2 separate regions of the Homo sapiens genome follow, and region 1 is linked to region 2. Evidence: read pairs that join two places in POLR2A ChIA-PET (ENCODE). Cell type or tissue: HCT116. All regions are shown on one strand. Links, peaks and the distances in the headings refer to the core of each region. The heading gives the core; the rest is flanking DNA. Region 1 has its middle 46 kb from the start of MOSPD1. Region 2 overlaps PABIR2 (PABIR family member 2).

Region 1 (10,545 bases), core at 3,782-6,281, 82 kb after region 2:
TTCTCCTGCCTCAGCTTCCCAAGTAGCTGGGATTAATTTTTGTATTTTTTAATAGAGACAGGGTTTCACATGTTGGCCAGGCTGGTCTTGAACTCCTGAGCTCAAGTGATCCTCCTGCCTTACCCTCCCAAAGTGCTGGGATTACAGGAGTGAGCCATTGTACCCGGCCTTATGCAGCTTTTAAAATCAATTTTATTGAGGTATAATTTACGTAGTACAAATTGCAGCCATTTTAAGCTTACAACTAAGATACAGACCATTTCCTTTGCCACAGAAAATGTCCACTGCCCCTTTGCAGTTAATCCTCCTCCACACTCACTGCTGGCTCCAGGCTACACTGATCTACTTTTCATCACTGTAGATTAGATTTTCTTTTTATAGAACTTCATATATATGTAATCACACAATATGTACTCTTTTGTGTCTGGTTATTTTTGCCTGGAATAATGTCTTTGAGATCCATCTGTGTTGCTTCCTCCATCAGTAGTTCATTACTTTTTATTGCCAAATCATATTTCACTGTATATATGGTACAATTTGTTTATCCATTCATGTGTTGATGGACATTTGGGTTATTTCCAGTTGAGAGTTGTTACTAATAAAGCTGCTATCAACATTTGTGTTTAAGCCTTTGTGTGAACATATATTTTAACTTATCTTGAGTAAATACCTACTAGAATTGCTTTATTATATAGTGAATGCATGCTTAGCTTTATAAGAAATTAGAAGCCTGTTTTCCCAAGTGATTTTACCATTTTATATCCCTACCGGCAGTGCATGTTCATTTATGTAGTTCATATATGTAGCTCTTTTAAACAATGTTTTGATTTTGAGATCCTGATTTTCAAAATAATTTGCTGTGTTAAACGTTGCTTGACAAAAGAAAGACATCAATGAGCGTGAGGGAATATGTTTAAATATGTCTATTTTATTTAAAATGTTGATCTAATTTTTTTTTTTTTTTTTTTTTTTTTTTTTTTGCGACGGAGTCTTGTTCTGTCGCCCAGGCTGGAGTGCAGTGGCACAATCTTGGCTCACTGCAACTTCCGCTTCCCGGTTTCAAGCGATTCTCCTGCCTCAGCCTCCCAAGTAGCTGGGATTACAGGTGCATGCCACCACACCTGGCTGATTTTTGTATTTTTAGTACAGATGGGGTTTCACCATGTTGGCCAGGCTGGTCTCAAACTCCTGACCTCAGGTGATCCACCCGCCTCGACCTCCCAAAGTGCTGGGATTACAGGCGTGAGCCACTGCTTCTGACCAATCAGATTATTTTTGTTTTTAAAGAATTTAATTTATAGATCTTGGGCCTTGGTATTTAACCAGACACAATTATTCATTACTATTTAAAATGATCAGCTAAATGGCATACTTCCTTCAAAAGAAAATCTAATGTGATCTAGAGAATAAACTGACCTTTCTCTAGAGTCTCCTAAAATTCTTAGGAATAGCTTCATATGACATTCTACTTCTTTTATTTAACTTAGAAACTTGTGAAAAAGCATATTCAATTAAAGAAAGGCTGTGACTTGCTGAAGTTCCAGTGATCAGTGACATACTATATATCTAAGTGGCCTCCTGAACTCCCCCACTTACTGACAGGAAGAGAATCTGATTTCATAGATACTTGCCAATGTCCTATTGGTTAGGGGTGGCGGATATCTGGAAAGCCACAAAGCATGGTATCATCCTTTGGATCTTGGTGACAAGAAATGAATAAAAAAGCAAAGCAAAATAAAACAATAGATGTACTTGGTCTATTTCATCATACCAAGATCTAAGGGTTTATAAGAGCACATTGTTACCAAGCAACAAGCTTTTTGCTAATCACACTTTACCAAACTGAAACTCCAGCATAAGGGCCAGGGTTGTCTGAATCTTGTCTGTGGCTCCCCAAATGTGGGCAGGAGAGGGAAGGCATTTGTGTAGTAGATAATGAAGTCCCCCATTCAACAGGGTGTCAGCGAAAGGAATCTGATGTTTCCGTTCCTTAACTGTGAAATCAGGGATAATGTGCTTGCCTTTGGGGATTTCTGTCCTCTCCTAGATGGTCCACACTGAACAGATCCAACATTGTGTTCCTTTGTGTCACAGAGCCTACATAACCCATCACATCTGTGGGCTATGAGGGGTCATTAGGCAATGCCAGCCCTGCACCATCGATCTAACCCCTTCTACTCTTAGCTTTTTAGTTTCCATAAGAAGCTTTTCCTTACCCTCCAATTTCCTCTAAGCGATTTAAAAATATTTATTCTACACATGGGTTCATCTACTCCAATGCTCACATTCCAGGGTTACTACATTATATTGACTTTTTCTTGATTGTAAGTAAGCCTTTCAGGGAACGTGGGTTCGTCTGTGTGACTTCGTGGAATTCTCATTATTCAATGAGAACTAAAACCAGAGAAAGACATATCTCTGGTTCACAGTCTTTTTTTCTTTTTTTTTCTTTTAGACAGGATCTCACTTTGTCACCCAGGCTGGAATACAGTGGTGTGATCTTGGCTCACTGCTGCCTCAACCTCCTAGGTTCAAGTGATCCTCCCACCTCAGCCCCCAAAGTAGCTGGGACTACAGGTGCATGCCACCACTCATGGCTAATTTGTTATTTTTTGTAGAGATGGGGTTTCACCATGTTGCCCAGGCTGGTCTTGAACTCCTGAGCTCAAGTGATCCCTCGGCCTCCCAAAGTGGTAGGATTAACCAGTGTGAGCCACTGCACCTGGCCTGGCTCAAAGTCTTTGACCGAGTAGTTCGGAATCCAATATTATTTCCTATGGATGAAAATGACTTTTTTTTTTAAGATACAAAGATGACTTCTCAGGAAGTCGAATAGCAGTAGTATACTTTGAGAGACTAAGCAGGTTAACAGGACCAAGGTGCTGTCTCTCTAATGATGTATTATTTATTGTCAGTTAGATTCTGCTTCCTCCATAAAAGGACTTGAATTAGAGACAGCTGAAGCTGATAGGGTTCGTCTTTAGTTTCTTTCCACCTTGCTTTCTGCTGCTTCTTTCCCTCCAGCTCCCGACCCCCAACAGCTCAGAATCTACCCTGCTCTGACCTCTTCCAAAAAAGGGCCTATGCTCCCAAGGCACATCATCTTCCCCTCTTCTAATCAAAACCTCCCATCCTAGCAAGGCTGAAATCAATTTGGACATTCTGATTAAAGTTCTTCATAGGAAAATTAAAGTGACTAATAAATTTAACTCTGGGGAGAGGTGTTTTAAAGCAGTAATTTAGTTCTAATCTCAATTGTTGGCATTGGGAAGGCAGTCAGGGAATGCTGCAGCAGGGAGCCTCTGTCCCCTTCCTGTCCCCTCTCCAAGTCTCCCCTAAGCATGACATGGAGTGGGGAGAAGCTAATAGGCTCTTCTCTCCTGTATTCCCATTATTGTCTCCATTTATTTAGGAGGAAACTGAGGTTTGGGAAGGTTAGTCACTTTACCGAAGTTTCTTCCTAAACCAGCGGGGACAATAAAGGTACCTACCTCATAGGGTCATTGTGAAGATGAAATTATCTGCTGCATGTAAAACCCTAAGCTACCTGGAAAATAAGTACATAATTTGGTAAGTGCTTGTTTTTGCTGTTATTTAATAACTGACCTACAAAAGGAAGGGAAGAAGCCAGCGCTAGGTACTCTCCAGTTTCCCTTTCTATGTATTGATTTATTTTTTATTTTTTTATTTTTTGAGATGGAGTCTTGCTCTGTCACCCAGGCTGGAGTGCAGTGGCATGATTTCGGCTCACTGTAACCTCTGCCTCCTGGGTTCAAGCAATTCTCCTGCCTCATCCTCGCGAGTAGCTGGAATTATAGGAGCATGCCATCACGCCCGGCTAATTTTTGTATTTTTTTAAGTAGAGATGAGTTTTCGCTATGTTGGCCAGGCTGGTCTTGAAGTCCTGACCTCAAGTGATCCACCTGCCTCAGCCTCCCAAAGTGCTGGGATTACGTGTGTGAGCCACCGCACCCGGTCTCACTCTGCTGCCCAGGCTGGAGTGCAGTGGCACAATCACAGCTCACTGCAGCCTTGACTTCCTGGGCTCAAGTAACCCTCTCACCTCAGCCTCCCAAGTAGCTGGGACCACAGGTTCATGCCACCATGCCTGCCTAATTAAAAAGAAAAATTGTGTGTGTAGAGATGGGGTCTCCCTATGTTGCCCAGGCTGGTCTTGAATTTCTGGGCTCAAGTGATCCTCTTGCCTCGGCCCCCTCTAGAAAGGTCTTCCCTTTCTAGACATTTGTGACAGCAATCCTGGGTTTCCATTTATGCTAGTCTTGTGAAGTTTCCTTTGAAATAAATCTAAGTAGGGGAGGTAAGCTGATTTAAGGAGAATAATTAGATTATCAGGTATGTGGATTGTGGCAAGTTGGTGATAAGTATAAGTGACGCCTACTTCTTCATCGTAGAGTATGTTCAAAGTCCACAATGGGGTAGCCACTGTACTTCATATCGCAACTCTCAGCACTCCTGATCCCCTTTGGCCTGCTGTACTTTTCCTTTTCTCTGTAGAACTTATCACCTTCTAACATTCCATATATTGTTTGCCACTCTCTGCCAGAACGTAAGCTCCCCCAGGGTAGGAATCTTCTGTTTTTGTTCAGTAAGTGAACAAAGTATCTAAAACAGTACCTGGTCTGTAGTAGGTGGTCAATAAAGATTTGGTGACTGACTGAATAAATGACAGTGACATTCACGGTCCTTCATGATTTGGTCCCACTATATTTTCCTCAACTCTTGCCATTCTCACCTCTGTTAGTCATCAATACTAGCAGTTTCCCATGCACATCATTTGAGCCTCCACCTCTGTGCCCTTACTCATACTCTTTCCTCTCCTCTGGATAAATAATCGTGGATCTATGCAAAGATCCAGTTATAAGAATGTTCTTCATGGTCTGGGTTTGTATCAGTTAAAAATGTGAAACAGCCTCATTACTTCTTTGTAAGTTAAAGAAATCATAGTAACTTGCACTTGATGGAGGCAATTTGACTACATCTATCAAAATTACAAATGCACATAGCCTTTGGCCCAGAAATTCTGCTTTTAGGAGTTTATCCCACAGATATACTTGCTCTTGTGCCAAATGAATGTGTGTTGGTGAGTCACTGCAGTGCTTTAGTCACTCCTATTAGACACTGCAGTGACAGAACTCATTACATTCTCATGTAGAGCTATATTTGTTGACGTGGGAAGATCGTAACAGCTAACGTTAATTCAACTTGCTATGTGTCACTGTGATAAGTGTTTTTCTATATTTTTATCTCGAGTAATCCTCATAACAACCCTGTGAGGTAGTTACTATAATAGTCCTCACTTTACACAGGAGGAAATGGACTCACTCAAAGAAGTGCATTTACTTAACCAGTATTTATACTATGGTCCAATTTTGTAAAAAATACGTAAATGTATATATATATATATATATATATATATATATATATATATATATGCATATAAAAAGATTGAAAAGAAATACATGAATATGTCAATAGTTGGATGGTGGCATTGTGAATAATTTTGATTTTCTCCTTTTCACTTGTCAGTATTTCAGATTTTACTATTAAATTTGGGGGCCAACATGGAAGGAGGAAGTAAAGCCAGGAGCCACATGAATTGCTAAATTTTAAAAGTCCAGGCCAGGCGCGGTGGCTCACGCCTGTAATCCCAGCACTTTGGGAGGCCGAGGCGGGTGGATCACCTGAGGTCAGGAGTTCAAGACCAGCCTGACCAACATGGAGAAACCCTGTCTCTACTAAAAATACATAATTAGCCGGGCGTGGTGGTGCATGTCTGTAATCCCAGCTACTCAGGAGGCTGAGGAAGGAGAATCGCTTGAACCCAGGAGGTGGAGGTTGTGGTGAGCTGAGATCACGCCACTGCACTCCAGCCTGGGCAACAAGAGCGAAACTCCATCACAAAAAAAGAGTCTGGTGGTGATGTGGAACAATGACACAGATATGAGGGAAGTGTTTTTAGGCTGAGAGGAAAAAACTAGTGAGGAGGAAGAGCTTGCCCAAAGGGAAAGAGGATGGCTTCTGGGGCCGAGTGTAGGAGAAAGCAAGAGAATATAGTGCCAAGGACACAACTGGAAGGGGTAACCTTGAGGAGGAAGTACCTCCTTCTCATGAAGGTGGTGTGGGTGGATGAACAGGCATGGGTGAATGTGCAGAGAAGTGGGGGAAAGTGAGGTGAAGAGGGGGACATTGAAGGAGTTCCTGCTTGATAACCTATGTCCTGTCATTGAAATCCAAAGCCAGGCCCAGTACCAAGGGGTCTGGCACAAGGATGGGGTAGGGGATATGAGGAGAGGGAGAGGAGTTGGAACAATTGCTGAGAGAAATTTGATATATAAAAGGACTGCCTTGCAGCCCTTGGGGCCCAGCTGAGGCTGGCTGGCCTGGCTTTGTAGTGGAGCCAACTTCATGACCTTCTCCAGCAACAGCTAGCCGCCTGGGAGCAGGCAATGGAGAGAATGTATGGTGGGGCTTTCACAGGGCCAGGGATTGGCAGAGCAGGTGCTGCCGAAGGTCACGGGGAGAGTGAGTCCGGGAGATCAACGCTAGCAGAGCTAAAATGGCCGATGGTGGGGCTGACTTGGAAAGAGGAGAGGAAGGCAGGAGGATGCTGATGGTCTCTGGAAAAGAAGAGAGGAGGAAGGATAGGCTGGTGGGTGTGGGGCCCAAAATGTGGTTGAGGGAGACCAATAGGAGGCTAAGTTCGGAGGGGCTTTTCTAAATTTGAGATGTGGAAGTGGTCCCTTGACCCTTGGAGTAAGAGGAAAGGAGCAGCAAGGAAACTGTGCATAATGAAAGGGTGTAGACAGCATTCAAACAGCTCTTACCTTTTGGAGGCCACTGGGCAACTGCTATCATAATTACAAATGCACACCCCCTTCTATCCAGCAATTCCATTCTGAGGAATTTTTCCTACAGATATACTTACTTGCTTTTGTGCAAGATGAATGTATAAGGCAAATCACTGCAGTATTGTCTGTAATGGCAACAGGTCGGAAACTGCCTAAAAGTCCATCAGTAGTAATTTGATTAGTTAAATAAATTATGCTTCATAAAATGGAATGCTAGGTAGCTGTTAAAAAGGAGGAAGATCTTTATGTACTGATATGGAATGATCTCCAGAATATATTGTTAAATGGAAGAAGCAAGGTGCAGAACACTGTGAGTAGTTTATAATCTCTTTACTAGCATATGCATAAAACATCTCTGGAAGGATCCATAAAAAAACTGTTGCTGGGTGCAGTGGCTCATGCCTGTAATCCAAGGGCACTGGGAGGCTGAGGCGGGAGGATCTCTTGAGCCCAGGAGTTCAAGGATATGGTGACCTATGATCATACCACTGCACTCCAGCCTGAACAACAGAGCAAGACCCTGTTTTTAAACAAAATAATAAAACTGTTACTATTCATTGCCCCTGAGGAGAGAGAGCTGTTGGCAAGTGAGCAGGGGTTGGAAGGGAATTTTCACGTATCCTGTTTTTTTGTACCTTTTGAATTGTGAACCATCTGAATGTATTACTTACTGAGAAAATAATTAACTAAAAACATATATACACGTAATTTGAATCTCTTAATTTTAATACTATGTGTACATATGTAATTCGAATCTCTTTTATAGATATTAAATCATTAAAACAAAAGCACAACAAAAACTTCCACCAGAGATTTCCTTTATATCAGTCAGTTTATTGGAATAATGGGTGGGGATTTGGAGGAAATGAAATTGACCATGTGTCAATAATTGCTGAAGCTGGGTTATGGGTATATGGGGGTTTGTTTTCACTTAAAACACAAAATTGCCATGTTTGTAGATCAAAAATGGTCAAATTTTGGCAATTTCATGTGGCTTAAACTAATGCTGTTGTCATTATTTTTGTAAACTTTTCATAGCACAAAAGTTTAAAAAGAAAATAAAACTCCCACTAGGTCCTTGCTAACAACATCGGTGTACTTTCTCATCCTGGCTCTTGTATCTCATAATTGAATGGAAATTCCCATTCCCACATCAACTTCTGAAACAGCAGTACTGCCTCCCCTATTTCCCTTTATTACGGGACCTGGTACTGTCCTCAGGATTTTTTCTATTAACAACAATCTCTCCCCATCCTGTTGTGTGTTAATTGGCTACTACCTTATCCTTATTGCTGGTAAAGCTCATCCTGTTCTCAAAAAATCACTTCTTTAGTTTCTTATGATCGCTTGACATTCTCTTCCTGCCGTGACATTTATTATTAGCAACTTAAACTAATTTGGGGTCATGCCCTTATCCAGGTTACTTGTATTTATCAATCTGGGGCCTGATACCTCTCGGGCATCCATTATACATCACCGCAAAGGTCATCAGTAAGCACACTTGTGTTCAACCTTTCAGCCCCAAGCTGTTTTGCTGGTGTCTGTGCTTCTTATGTTACCTTAGAGGCTATAACAACCTCAGCCTGGCCTCTGACACCTGCTAATCTGTGCCTTGTTGTCTGTCCTCAGGAGGCAGGTGGCTTCCTCTTGCTGCTTAGAGGTCCAGGCTTGGCTTCTTCCCCCCAACTTCTTGCATGTCTCACTGGCACCCCAAGCTAAATAAGTTATCCCAACTCTAAGCCTCCTCTTTCCCGCCTCTGTAGAGAGCCCCACTGACTCCCTTGCTTGAGAAGTCTGGGTTTAGCGTACCTCCTCTGTGTGCTCACAGCATCCTTCATCACAAGGAATTGTGCTTGCCACTTTGTCTCCCTGCTTCAGACTGTGAGCTAAAGGTAAAGATCATGTCTTGTTCTCCCTTGAATACCTCACACCTAGCACAGCATCAGGCACATCGTTAAATGCTGAAAATAATATATTTTTTAATTTTTAATTTGAAGTACTTTCAACTTACAGAAAATAGTATGCAAAAACAGTAAAAAGAACTTTCACATACCCTTTATCAAGATGCATCTCTTGTAAGCATCTTCTTACAACTGCTTTATCATTCTCTCTTTCTACTCATACGCACACAGACACACATATTTTTTCTAAAACACTTGAGAATAAATCGCAGACGTCATGTTCCTCTTCTCCTTAATACTTCAAACTGTGTTTCCTAAGAACAAAGACAATCTGTTATATAAAGACAGTAGAGTTATGAAATTCAGGAAATATAGCATTATTGCAGTGTACTAATATATAATCTGCCGTCCATATTCAAATTTTAATTGGCCCAATAATGTCCCACATAGCTTTTTTTCATCCATGATCCAGTCTAGGATCACACATTGTATTTAGTTTTTATGTCTCTTAATCTCTTAAGTCTTCTTAAATCTGGAACCGTCCTCAACCTTTCTTTGTCTTTCGTGACATCAACACTTTGGAAGAGTACAGGCCAATTATTTTGTAGAATGTCCCTCAACTTGGGTTTGCCTGATGTGTCCTCATGAGAGCTAGGTTACACATTTTTGGTGGGGGTGAAACATAAAAACGCATGTGATGGTTGGTGATGTTAACCTTGATTCCTTGGTTAAGATGATGTCCGCCAGTTTTTTCCACTGTAAAGATATTATTTTGTTTTTATGCTTAATAACTAACAAATGGGGAGATAGTTTGAGACTATGTAAATATCGCATTTCTCATAAAAATTTCGCTCTCTAGTTTAAGGATCTGTTGATGACTCTTGCCTGAATCAGTTATTACTTTGTTGGTTGCCAAATAGTAATTTTTCAAAATAAGACATATGCACTGATTAAATGAATCAGCTGTCTGTCCTACAGAAGGGATACCTCCTTTGCTAGGATGGCAGCCTCTGGTTGGTTGCAAGAGTAGAGGAGTCTAGGCAGAGACAAGCTGTCAGCCTGGCTCTGAAGCACATGATACAGTATAGCTGGGTATATTAGTCCATTCTCACGCTGCTAATAAAGACATACATACCCGAGACTGGGTAATTTATAAAGGACAGAGGTTTAACTGACTCACAGTTCAGCATGGCTGGGGAGGCCTCAGGAAACTTAACAATTATGGCAGAAGGGGAAGCAAACACGCCCTTCTTCACATGGTGGCAGGAAGAAGAAGAATGAGCAAAAGGGGGGAAAGCCCCTTATAAAGCCATCAGCTCTCATGAGAACTCACTATCACGAAAACAGCAGCATGGGGGTAATTACCTCCCACCAGGTCCCTCCCACAACACGTGGGGGATTATGGGAACTACAATTCAAGATGAGATTTGTCGGGGGGACACAGCCAAACCATATCACAGAGGTATTCAATCTTTTGGCTTCCCTGGTCTGCATTGGAAGAAGAATTGTCTTGGGCCACACATACAATACATTAACACTAATGATAGCTCATAATGTTTTAAGAAAGTTTGCTAATTTGTATTGGGCCACAAAGCTGTCCTAGACCACATGTGGCCTGCGGGCCACAGGTTGGACTAGCTTGCAGTATAGTTCTTGGAAACCTTAAATGAGGCTGGTTTTCCTGCAAGCCCCTGGCCTTTATCAGGGCCCAGAATGGACCCCCCGGATTTCCCAAGATAGTCTCCATGCTGAGAGCTAGCAGCAGCAGCTGTTTA
Region 2 (10,545 bases), core at 7,945-10,444:
CCTGGGCAACAAAAGCGAGACTCCGTCTCAAATAAAGTTTCTGCAAAAGCAGGATCCAGTTTTTGTTTGTTTGGTTGGTTTTTTTTTTTTTTTTTTTTTTGAGACAGAGTCTGGCTCTGTTGCCCAGGCTGGATGGAGTGAAGTGGTGTGATCCTGGCTCACTGCTACCTCTGCCACCCAGGTTCAAGCAATTCTCCTGCCTCAGCCTCCCAAGTAGCTGGGATTACAGGCATGCGCACCATGCCCAGCTAGTTTTTGTACTTTTAGTAGAGACGGGGTTTCACCATGTTGTCCAGGCTGGTCTTGAAACTCCCGACCTCAAGTGATCCGCCCACCTCGGCCTCCCAAAGTGTTGGGATTACAGGCGTGAGCCACCGTGCTTGGCCAGGATCCAGTTTTTATATAAAAAAAATCGGGCCGGGCGTGGTGGCTCACGCCTGTAATCCCAGCACTTTGAGAGGCCGAGGCGGGCGGATCACCTGAGGTCAGGAGTTCGATACCAGCCTCAACATGGAGAAACCCTGTCTCTACTAAAAAAAATACAAAATTAGCCGGGCGTGGTGGTGCATGCCTGTAATCCCAGCTACTCGAGAGGCTGAGGTGGGAGAATTGCTTGAACCAGGGAGGCGGAAGTTGCTGTGAGCCGAGATTGCGCCATTGCACTCCAGTCTGGGCAACCAGAGCGAAACTCCGTCTCAAAAAAAAAAAAAAAAAAAATCATATTTAAAAATCTCTTAATTATAGGCAAAAATATCAGCATCATTAGTATATAAGGTGTCCCCAAAGTCTTAGCACAATTGTAAGCTTTAATAACCTCAGGAGTACAGTTGCTGCAAACTGACTAAAAACATCAACTGGAAGTTTAATTAATGACTTAACTATCTTTGACACTTAGTTTTGTGAATTTTGAGTAACAGATTTCTTTTTCAGATTATTTGAACCACACTTGGCTTGTTGACACTCTATGAGTGGCTGTGAATAAAGCAAATGTCTCTTGTGTGACGCAACAACTTTTTTTTTTTTGAGACAGAGTCTCGCTCTGTCGCCCAGGCTGGAGTGCAGTGGTGCGATCTCAGCTCGCTGCAAGCTCTGCCTCCCGGGTTCACGCCATTCTTCCTGCCTCAGCCTCCCGAGTAGCTGGGACTACAGGCGCCCGCCACCATGCCAGGCTAATTTTTTTGTATTTTTAGTAGAGACGAGGTTTCACCGTGTTAGCCAAGATGATCTCGATCTCCTGACCTCGTGATCCACCTGCCTCAGCCTCCCAAAGTGCTGGGATTACAGGCGTGAGCCACTGTGCCCAGCCACAACAGCTTTTTACGTTTAAGAATCAAAAGTTGGCCAGGCGCAGTGGCTCATGCCTATAATCCCAACACTTTGGGAGGCCAAGGTAGGTGGATCACCTGAGGTCAGGAATTCAAGACCAACCTGGAGAACATGGCAAAACTCCATATCTACTAAAAATACAAAAATTAGCCGGGTATGGTGGCACGTGCTTGTAATCCAAGCTACTCAGGAGGCTGAGACAGAATAGCTTGAACCCAGGAGGCGGAGGTTGCAGTGAGTCGAGATTGCACTGCTGCACTCCAGCCTGGGCGACAGAGCGAGACTCTGTCTCAAAAAAATAAAATAAAATAAAAAGTTTCCTTCATCACCAATGTTGACGTTCCCAGGGCTCTCCTAGACATTCACGGGTCTACAGGGTAGGGGAGTAGTGACAAGGAAATAGAAGCCTCACAATAGCCACTGCTAGAGATGGTTTAGGTTGTGCTGCTCGGAGGAATAAATGTCTGGACAATGAGATAAGACCCTTCGTAAATACTGCACCTTCTCTTTCCTTTCTTACTTATTTGCATGAACCTGTTTTACAGCATCCTGCACTGTCAGCCAAAGACAATAAAAAAATAAGTCACCTCACCCTGTATGTTTTTAGCTTGGTAAAATGCTGTCATATCTTTTACTTAACTTGGTCACTTGGTTAGTAACTAGGTAAGCAAACCTATTTATAGCCATGTGCCTATTAAAACACACTTTACCATAAAAGTGAGATGCACTTTCCACTAAGGATAGAGTTTCATCCAATAGTCCTCTTGACAAGCTTCAGAAGTTTTCTCTTTGCCATCATCTACATACCTGGAAAGGCACTCTGTACCAAAATCAGCATACTGAACTAGCAAGGACAGACAGAGATGAGAGGAAAAGAGACCATGGAGCTGAAAATAGCTAGAACAATCTAAAAGGCATCTATCTGTTCCAAGGTTAGAATAGTACTGATCAACAAGACTAACAAACTAGAATAATCTGTGACTTCTTGGTCAACTAGAAGTACAGGTTATTTCACACGAAACAATGAACAAGTGATTTGGGAAGAAGGGATCATCCATTCTTATAGCTTATAAGTGGCTTATACACTCCTTCCATTTAAGGGGTATGATCTTGCTATTTTTAAAGTGAGTGCCCTCATGGGCTTTTTAAAAAGATCTTCAGGCCGGGCACAGTGGCTCACGCCTGTAATCCCAGCACTTTGGGAGGCCGAGGTGGGCGGATCACCTGAGGTCAGGAGTTCGAGACCAGCCTGGCCAACATGGCAAAACCCCATCTCCACTACAAATACAAAAAAAAATAGCTAGGCGTGGTGGCCCATGCCTGTAGTCCCAGCTACTCGGGAGGCTGAGGCAGGAGAATCTCTTGAACCCGGGAGGCAGAGGCTGCAGTGAGCCAAGATCACACCACTGCACTCCAGACTGGGCAACAGAGCGAGCCTATCTCAAAAAAACAAAACAAAAAAAATCCTCAGCTGTAAAACTCAGGGAACAAAAAAAATTCTGAAAAACAGTACACAATTGATTACACAAGTATTCAGTGAGTTGATCAGAACATACTGAAATATTTCAAAATATTACCTGGTCACTGCTACTTATCCCTTCCCCTTCCTTCCAATGTGCACATGAGCACTCAAGTGCTCAACTTCAGGTATAGGAAAAGAAGTTAACGTTCTCATGAAAACACTGAAGGCCCTTAAAGACCTAAACTAGGATGAGTAAGATTTAAAAAACATGTGTGTGACTAGACCGTAAGAATCAGGAAATGTTATTATAAAAATGAAACCTTAGCATTGTTCTGAAATATTTCATAATTTTCTAAAAGATAACAATAGATAATGCTAATCAGAGAATACTATGCTTAAGAGAATCCTGGTATCCTCTGCTAAGTCAAAAGGACTGGATACAAAATGCAGGCAGAGCAGCTACAATCAATACACATTACCCACAGCCACCCAGAGACTCTTTCTCACACCAGCCAGCAGTTGGCACTGCCACACCATTGGCAACTAATGACAGGCTGACCTAACAGGAGCTGGGAACGAAAGCGAAGGTGTCAGAAAGACATATATATTTCCAAATGAAATACTGTTGACTTTGAAATAATCTGTTTTTTCACATTATCCTCCATAGAGATTTCCCCTTCATGGGGGCATGGATAAGAAGTTGAAAATATTTTAAATTAGAATCTTTGGACAATTTTGATGGTAAGGAGCTGGGGGGCAGAAAGCATAATTTTATTGAGCTAAACACCTCAAGTGAAGCTTCTTCAGACTTGAGGTGATGAAAAAATTTTAAAACTTAAAAGAAGAGAAGCTTCTTCATTCACTGTAATAATTTTTAAAAATCTGTTAGTTACCAAGTCACCATGTTTTAGGACCACATTTCTGGATTCCTAGAGAATGCCATTTACTATGACTTGATAAAAATCTAAGTCAACTGCTATTCAGATTCATTTGCTATTAACGAAGCACCTGTATCAACTCTTTCTAATCTCTTTGCAATGGTGTTTTGAGTTTTGTCAGGTATCTGTTTTATAATATTGTCACATCCCCAAAATAATGATATAAAAAATAAATATTAACAAAATTCAAAAAAAAATATTTTAAATTATCCCAATATACTTTCAATGTGGCTCTTTTAAAATGGATTATACTCTAATATACTTTTCATTTTATTTCATTTTTTTACCATGAACTGAGATCAGACAGTTGCGCGGCATCTGGAGATAACATATTGGTAGTGCCTTGGAAGAGTCTCTTGGGCTGACTTTCTGTCTCCATTTCACCTAAAACAGAAAGAGATGATGCTACTATAAAACAATTTTACAAATACAGGCGTGGTGCTAACATATGATGACCTTTGTTTAACCAAAGCTCAGAATACTTCTTCAAACCACTTCTTAAAACTATTTTCCCATGTGCTTTAACATGGAAGAAATATGCTTCCACATAAACTCAATCAAAAAGTTGGCAGCCCTAAAAAACTTCTCACTCATTATCCACAGCGTGCTATGGACATATTCACATTAATAGGAAAGTAGAACACTGACTGCATCAGGCAAAATGAAGCAAGGCTGACCACAGTAGAGATAAGGAATTCCCAAATAACTGAAACTCACAGTCAATATTGTATGCTACATGGTTAGCAAGGCCTATTGGTTTTATATATTTTGATACCTGAACATTTCCTGAGATGGTGTCAAACTGGTTTAAAAATGTGTAGTCTGATAAGTAGTGTATAAGTAAAAAGTTGCTTTCACACTATTTAATGAAAATGAAGATTAAAAAGATAAGTTTGAAAACACACCTGTAATCAAAAGCAAATCTTACTCAATTCACAAAACTGGTATTGTACTGACCACCTCAATCATACAGATCTTCTCAGAATTGCTAATAGAAAAACTTTGCACCAACAGGGATAATGCTTAACATTTTGCTACCAGGAGTACAAAGAGTAAAACCCTAAGTTAGAATAATCTCCTTTAAAATCAGGCTCTGATTTTATTTAAAACATACACATTCCTTGGTTCTGAAGCTCTTCATCTGAGCTTGAAAACGGAATGTTCAAGACAATTTAATTCATGAGCCTGTCTATACTCCAGTAGAAAATTAGTAACTTTGAACTTAAAACTGTACAATTAGAATGAAAAAAGATCAAGCAAGAACAAACGCAACATTCATTTTGTCCATGTTATCAACTAATTCATATTATCTTTCCTCTGGGACTATTCTGAAAATTGCTGAAAATCCTCAAAAGTTGTTTTTTTCCATGCTTTAATATGCAGCTTTTAAAAGTTGCTGCTGGGCTTTTGAGTTCGCCTCACTAGCAAAAGACTTTAGCTCTTTTGAGCAAAGAATTCCTCCATCTGCTGGTGTATTTCGGAATAGCTGTAAAACTAAACAACCATACTAATTCCTTCAACTTCCTGCAACAAATTTTAAGTTAGTAATAATAACAACAATAATAGCTTTATTTCCAACTGTTATTTTCACTTACTGGCTACTGAGAACATTCCTAGGACTACAAATAACTCCCTATAAGATTAAGGAAAGACTGTTTATAAAATAAAACTTATAAACTAAATACAAATATTGTCACCATATCAGGAACTATTTTCCAGAGCACACCATCTTTAATTTTAAGTTGTTTGAAATACAGCACTTTTGGAATCTGTGTATGATCCTATGATTGGAAAGTTTTCAAAGCCACAAATACCTGTTCCCCTAACGTTAGAAAAGTTGGTCTGTTTATTGGCCCTGAAGGTGATCCGCACAAAGAAACCACTTGCTGAATTGCTTTTAAAAGTACGGTTGGCCAGGCACGGTGGCTCACGCCTGTAATCCCAGCATTTTGGGAGGCCGAGGCAGGCAATCACCTGAAGTCAGGAGTTTGAGACCAGCCTGGCCAACATGACAAAACCCCATCTCTACTAAAAATACAAAATTCTCTGGGCGTGGTGGTGTGCACCTGTAATCCCAGCTATTTGGGAGGCTGAGGCAGAAGAATAACTTGAACCCAGGAGGCGGAGGTTGCAGTGAGCCAAGATCATACCACTGCACTCCAGCCTGGGTGACAGAGCAAGACTCCGTCTCAATTAAAAAAAAAAAGTTATTGTTAATGACTGGTCTCAATTAAAAAAAAAAAGTTATTGTTAATGGCTGGGCATGGTGGCTCATACCTGTGTAATCCCTGCAATTTGGGAGGCCAAGGCAGGTGGATCACTTGAGGCCAGGAGTTTGAGGACAGTGTTGCCAACATGGCGAAACCCTGTCTCTACTAAAAATACAAAAATTAGCTGGCCATGGTGGTGTACTCCTGTAATCCCAGGTACTTGGGAGGCTGAGGCAGGAGAATCGCTTGAACCCAGGAGCCCAGGAGGCAGAGGTTGCAGTGAGCTGAGATTGCACCACTGCACTCCAGCATGGGTGACAGAGCAAGACCTTGCCTCAAAAAAAAAAAAAAAAAAGTTATTGTTAAGACTCGTTTAAAATGACACGTTGACACTTGCAATCATGTAGTCATATCCCCAGGAATAATGAATAAACCTGTGTTGCCGGCTGGGCGTGGTGGCTCATACCTGTAATCCCAGCACTTTGGGAGGCCGAGGCAGGTGGATCATCTGAGGTCAGGAGTTCAAGACCAATATGGTGAAACTCTGCCTTTATTAAAAATACAGAAAATTCGCCAGGCGTGGTGGTGGTGGGTGCTTCTAATCCCAGCTACTCGGGAGACTGAGGCAAGAGAATCGCTGAGCCCAGGAGGTGGAGGTTGCAGTGAGCCAAGATCACGCCACTACACTCCAGAGTCTGGGCAACAAGAACGAAATTCGGTCTCAAAAAAAACAAACAAAAACCTGTGTTGCTTTTTTTTTTTTTTGAGACAGGGTCTCACTCTGTGGCCCAGGCTGCCATCTCGGCTCACTGCAACCTCTGCTTCCTGGGCTCAAGGAATTCTCCAGCCTCACCCTCCCAAGTAGCTGTGACAACAGCACAAGCCACCAACGCCTGCTTAATTTTTGTATTTTTTGTAGAGACGTGGTTTTGCCATGTTGCCTAGGCTGGTCTCAAACTCCTGAGCTCAAAGCAATTCTCCTGTCTCGGCCTCCCAAAGTGCTGGTATTACAGACCTGTATTGCCTTTTTAAAGAGATGCCATCAGGTGCCCTTTATAAGCATCTAACACTAGTGTTGACTGATACTAAACTAAACTATTTTAGCCTACTGCTTTGTGGTTCAAAATAAGGTAACTGAGAGCACCCTGTTATATAAAAAACTCCATAGAATTGAATATAAGGCAATTCTTGCTTTGATGAGGCATAATTTGATGAGGGGGTAAACCTTACCTTATATTTGAGTATACAGCACATTTATGGATATGTTTGCTACGGCATTAGCATATATTTCTGCAGTTTATAAACTATGCATCTCTTTCATATTTAGATAACAGAGAGGCAATTTTTTGAATATATAATGATAATATGAATATATGAATAAAACTGTTATGAAGTATAAGAAAATATAGATGTATCAAATAACTCATTTACAAAATTGAGAATCAGCACAGCAAACATTTGGAAGAATACTTTTGAGTTTCCCTAGAACACAAGAGAGCAATGCTGTTAGCTCATTTCAGACAGGAGTTCTAGTTTTTAATTCAAGCTTGGCTAGGTATAAGACCAGAAGCGTGATGCTTATCTTTTTCTTTTTCCCCCCAGCTTTACTGAAGTATAAATGACAAATAAATTTATATATATTTAAGGTATACAATGTGATGATCTGATGTATGTACATACTGTGAAATGATGATCACAGTCAATTTTTTTTTTTTTGAGATGGAGTGTCACTCTGTTGCCCAGGCTGGAGTGCAGTGGTACGATCTCAGCTCACCACAACCTCCGCCTCCCAAGTTCAAGCGATTCTCCTGCCTCAGCCTCCCAAGTAGCTGGGATTACAGGTACCTGCCACCACGCCCAGCTAATTTTTGTATTTTTAGTAGAGATGGGATTTTGTCATATTGGCCAGGCTGGTCTCAAACTCCTGACCCGAGGCGATCCACCTGCCTCGGCCTCCGAAAGTATTGGGATTACAGGCGTGAGCCACCATGCCCAGCCCACGGTCAAGTTTTTAACACATCTTTTGCTTCACCTAGTTACCTTTCGTATGTGTGTGGTAAGAACACTTAAGATCTACTTTCTTAGCAAATTTCAAGTATGTGACACAGTAGCATTAGCTATAGTCACCACGCTGCTACATACCTTTTCTTTTAAGAGGACCAAGAACACTGGGTCTAATGCACTTGACTGGACTCTGACTTCTCCTGCTTTGATGAAAAAACAAACAGGATAATGTGAAGAACATCCACGATGCAAGATAAAACAGCAGTCCAGCCCAACAAATACATAAATAAAATGGACAATCTTATCAATGACTGAAATGGAAAATTCTTCTGTAATTGAGTAACTGAAATCCAATACATGATTTGAACCAGCATATGGCAACCTGGAATAATACAGCATTTTAAGTCCTTTAAAAAATATTCTATATGACAAAATACCCCCAACAGTTTAAAGAAAAAAAGATACCCTATTTAAAAAGTATTTTGGGGCTGGGCCGCAGTGACTCACGCCTGTGATCCCAGCATTTTGAGAGGTCAAGGTAAGCAGATCATCTGAGGTCAGGAGTTCGAGACCAGCCTGACCAACATGGTGAAACTCTATCTCTACTAAAAACACAAAAAATTAGCCAGGCGTGGTGGTGCATGCCTGTAATCCCAGCTACCCAGGAGGCTGAGACAGGAGAATCACTTGAACCCGGGAGGCAGAGGTTGCAGTGAGCTGAGATCGCACCATTGCACTCCAGCCTGGGCAACAGGAGCAAAACTCCGTCGCAAAAATAAATAAATAAAGTAATTTGGATTTGATTGATCTATGAACTTTAACATTTTTTCCTTATTCTTAAAAAGGATGTATTATTGTGGGGGGTATGTATGTGTGTCTTTCCCCACTAAATATAAATCAGCATTAAATTCCCCCTAAAAAACTCTGGGGCTGGGCGCTGTGGCTCACGCCTGTAATCCCAGTACTTTGGGAGGCCGAGGAGGGCACGAGGTCAAGAGATTGAGACCATCCTGGCCAACATGGTGAAACCCTATCTCTACTAAAAATACAAAAATTAGCCGAGGGTGGTGGCGCATGCCTGTAATCCCAGCTACTTGGGAGGCTGAGGGAAGAGAAATGCTTGAACCCAGGAGGCAGAGGTTTCAGTGAGCTGAGATCACACTACTGCACTCTAGCCTGGCGACAGAGTGAGATTCCACCTCAAATACAAAAAAAAAGAAAAGAAAAAACTCTGGTTAAAATGTTAATGGTAGATTATAGGCAGTGGGTATATGGTTGTTCACTGTGAAATTCTTTCACTTTTGATGTCTGAAAATTTCACAGTGAAATATTGGGAAAAAGAGTTAATCTTCTTTTTTTTTTTTTTTTTGAGACAGAGTTTTTGCTCTGTTGCCCAGGCTGGAGTATAATGGTGCGATCTCAGCTCACTGCAACCTCCGCCTGCTTGGTTCAAGCGATTCTCCTGCCTCAGCCTCCCGAGTAACTGGGATTACAGGCGCCTGCCACCAGGCCCAGCTAATTTTTCTATTTTTAGTAGAGACGAGGTTTCACCATGTTGGCCAAGCTGGTCTTGAACTCTTGACCTCAGGTAATCCACCAGCCTCGGCCTTCCAAAGTGCTAGGATTACAGGTGTGAGCCACTGCGCCCAGCCACAAAAAGCTAATCTGAGAGATAAATGTAATGAATGGTACTTCAACCACATTTAAAATTCAAGTTTGCTTACCTTGAAAATCGTCTTGGACTGGGAACTGGACTTGGTGGCAATCCACTGCTGCTCACGAACATCTGTAAGAAGGGTGAAAAACATTACTAGAAAAAACATATTCAATATTAAAATAGTTCTAGCACTCCAGTTTTCTTTCTTTTTTTTTTTTTTTTTTTTTTTTAGAGACAGGGTCTCTCTTTTGCTCAAGCTGGAGTGCAGTGATGCGATCATAGCTTACTGCAGCCTCGAACTCTTGGGCTCAAGCCATCTTCCTGCCCCACCTTCTTGATGAGCTAGGACTACAGGTGTGCGCCACCATGCCCGACTAATTTTTTTGTATCTATTTTTTTTTTTTTAATGTAGAGATGGGGTCTCGCCATGTTGCCCAGGCTGCTCTCGACCTCCTGAGCTCAAGTGATCCTCCCACCTTGGCCTCCCAAAGAGTTGGAATGATTACAGGTATAAGCCACCATACCAGGCCCACAATCATTTTCAAAAGGTTCTTTTCAAAATGACAGAAACAATATCTTTAGAATTGCTTGGCTGTCTGTGTGTCTCATAACTAAATTACATATATATATATGTAATATATATGTAATATACACGTTATATATATGTAATATACACGTTATATGTGTAATATATACACGTTATATATGTGTAATATATACACGTTATATATGTGTAATATATACGTTATATATGTGTAATATATACACGTTATATATGTGTAATATATACACGTTATATATGTGTAATATATACACGTTATATATGTGTAATATATACACGTTATATATGTGTAATATATACACGTTATATATGTGTAATATATACACGTTATATATGTGTAATATATACACGTTATATATGTGTAATATATACACGTTATATATGTG

Evidence for each region. ChIA-PET counts read pairs that join two places held together with the same protein. Peaks named below come from ENCODE experiments on the same cell type or tissue, not always from the same donor. Only the 100,000 strongest peaks of a DNase experiment are listed, where the experiment ranks them.
Region 1: POLR2A ChIA-PET joins it to region 2 with 5 read pairs; 6 of 35 experiments call an interaction of 5 or more read pairs at or near these places.

What each region holds. Positions count from the first base shown.
Region 1 is chrX:134,864,156-134,874,700 of GRCh38, forward strand. It overlaps a transcript of PABIR3 not described here. Among named protein-coding and RNA genes, the nearest start is that of MOSPD1, 46 kb to the right of the region's middle. In HCT116, for the core only: no CTCF peak of the experiment used is centred there; a DNase peak (open chromatin) is centred at 5,176; H3K27ac peaks cover 806 bases.
Region 2 is chrX:134,777,808-134,788,352 of GRCh38, forward strand. It overlaps PABIR2 (PABIR family member 2), which reads right to left. Exons shown (of 10, transcript NM_001387468.1): 7 at 9,665-9,726; 8 at 8,079-8,143; 9 at 4,014-4,110. Among named protein-coding and RNA genes, the nearest start is that of PABIR2, 14 kb to the right of the region's middle. In HCT116, for the core only: no CTCF peak of the experiment used is centred there; no DNase peak of the experiment used is centred there.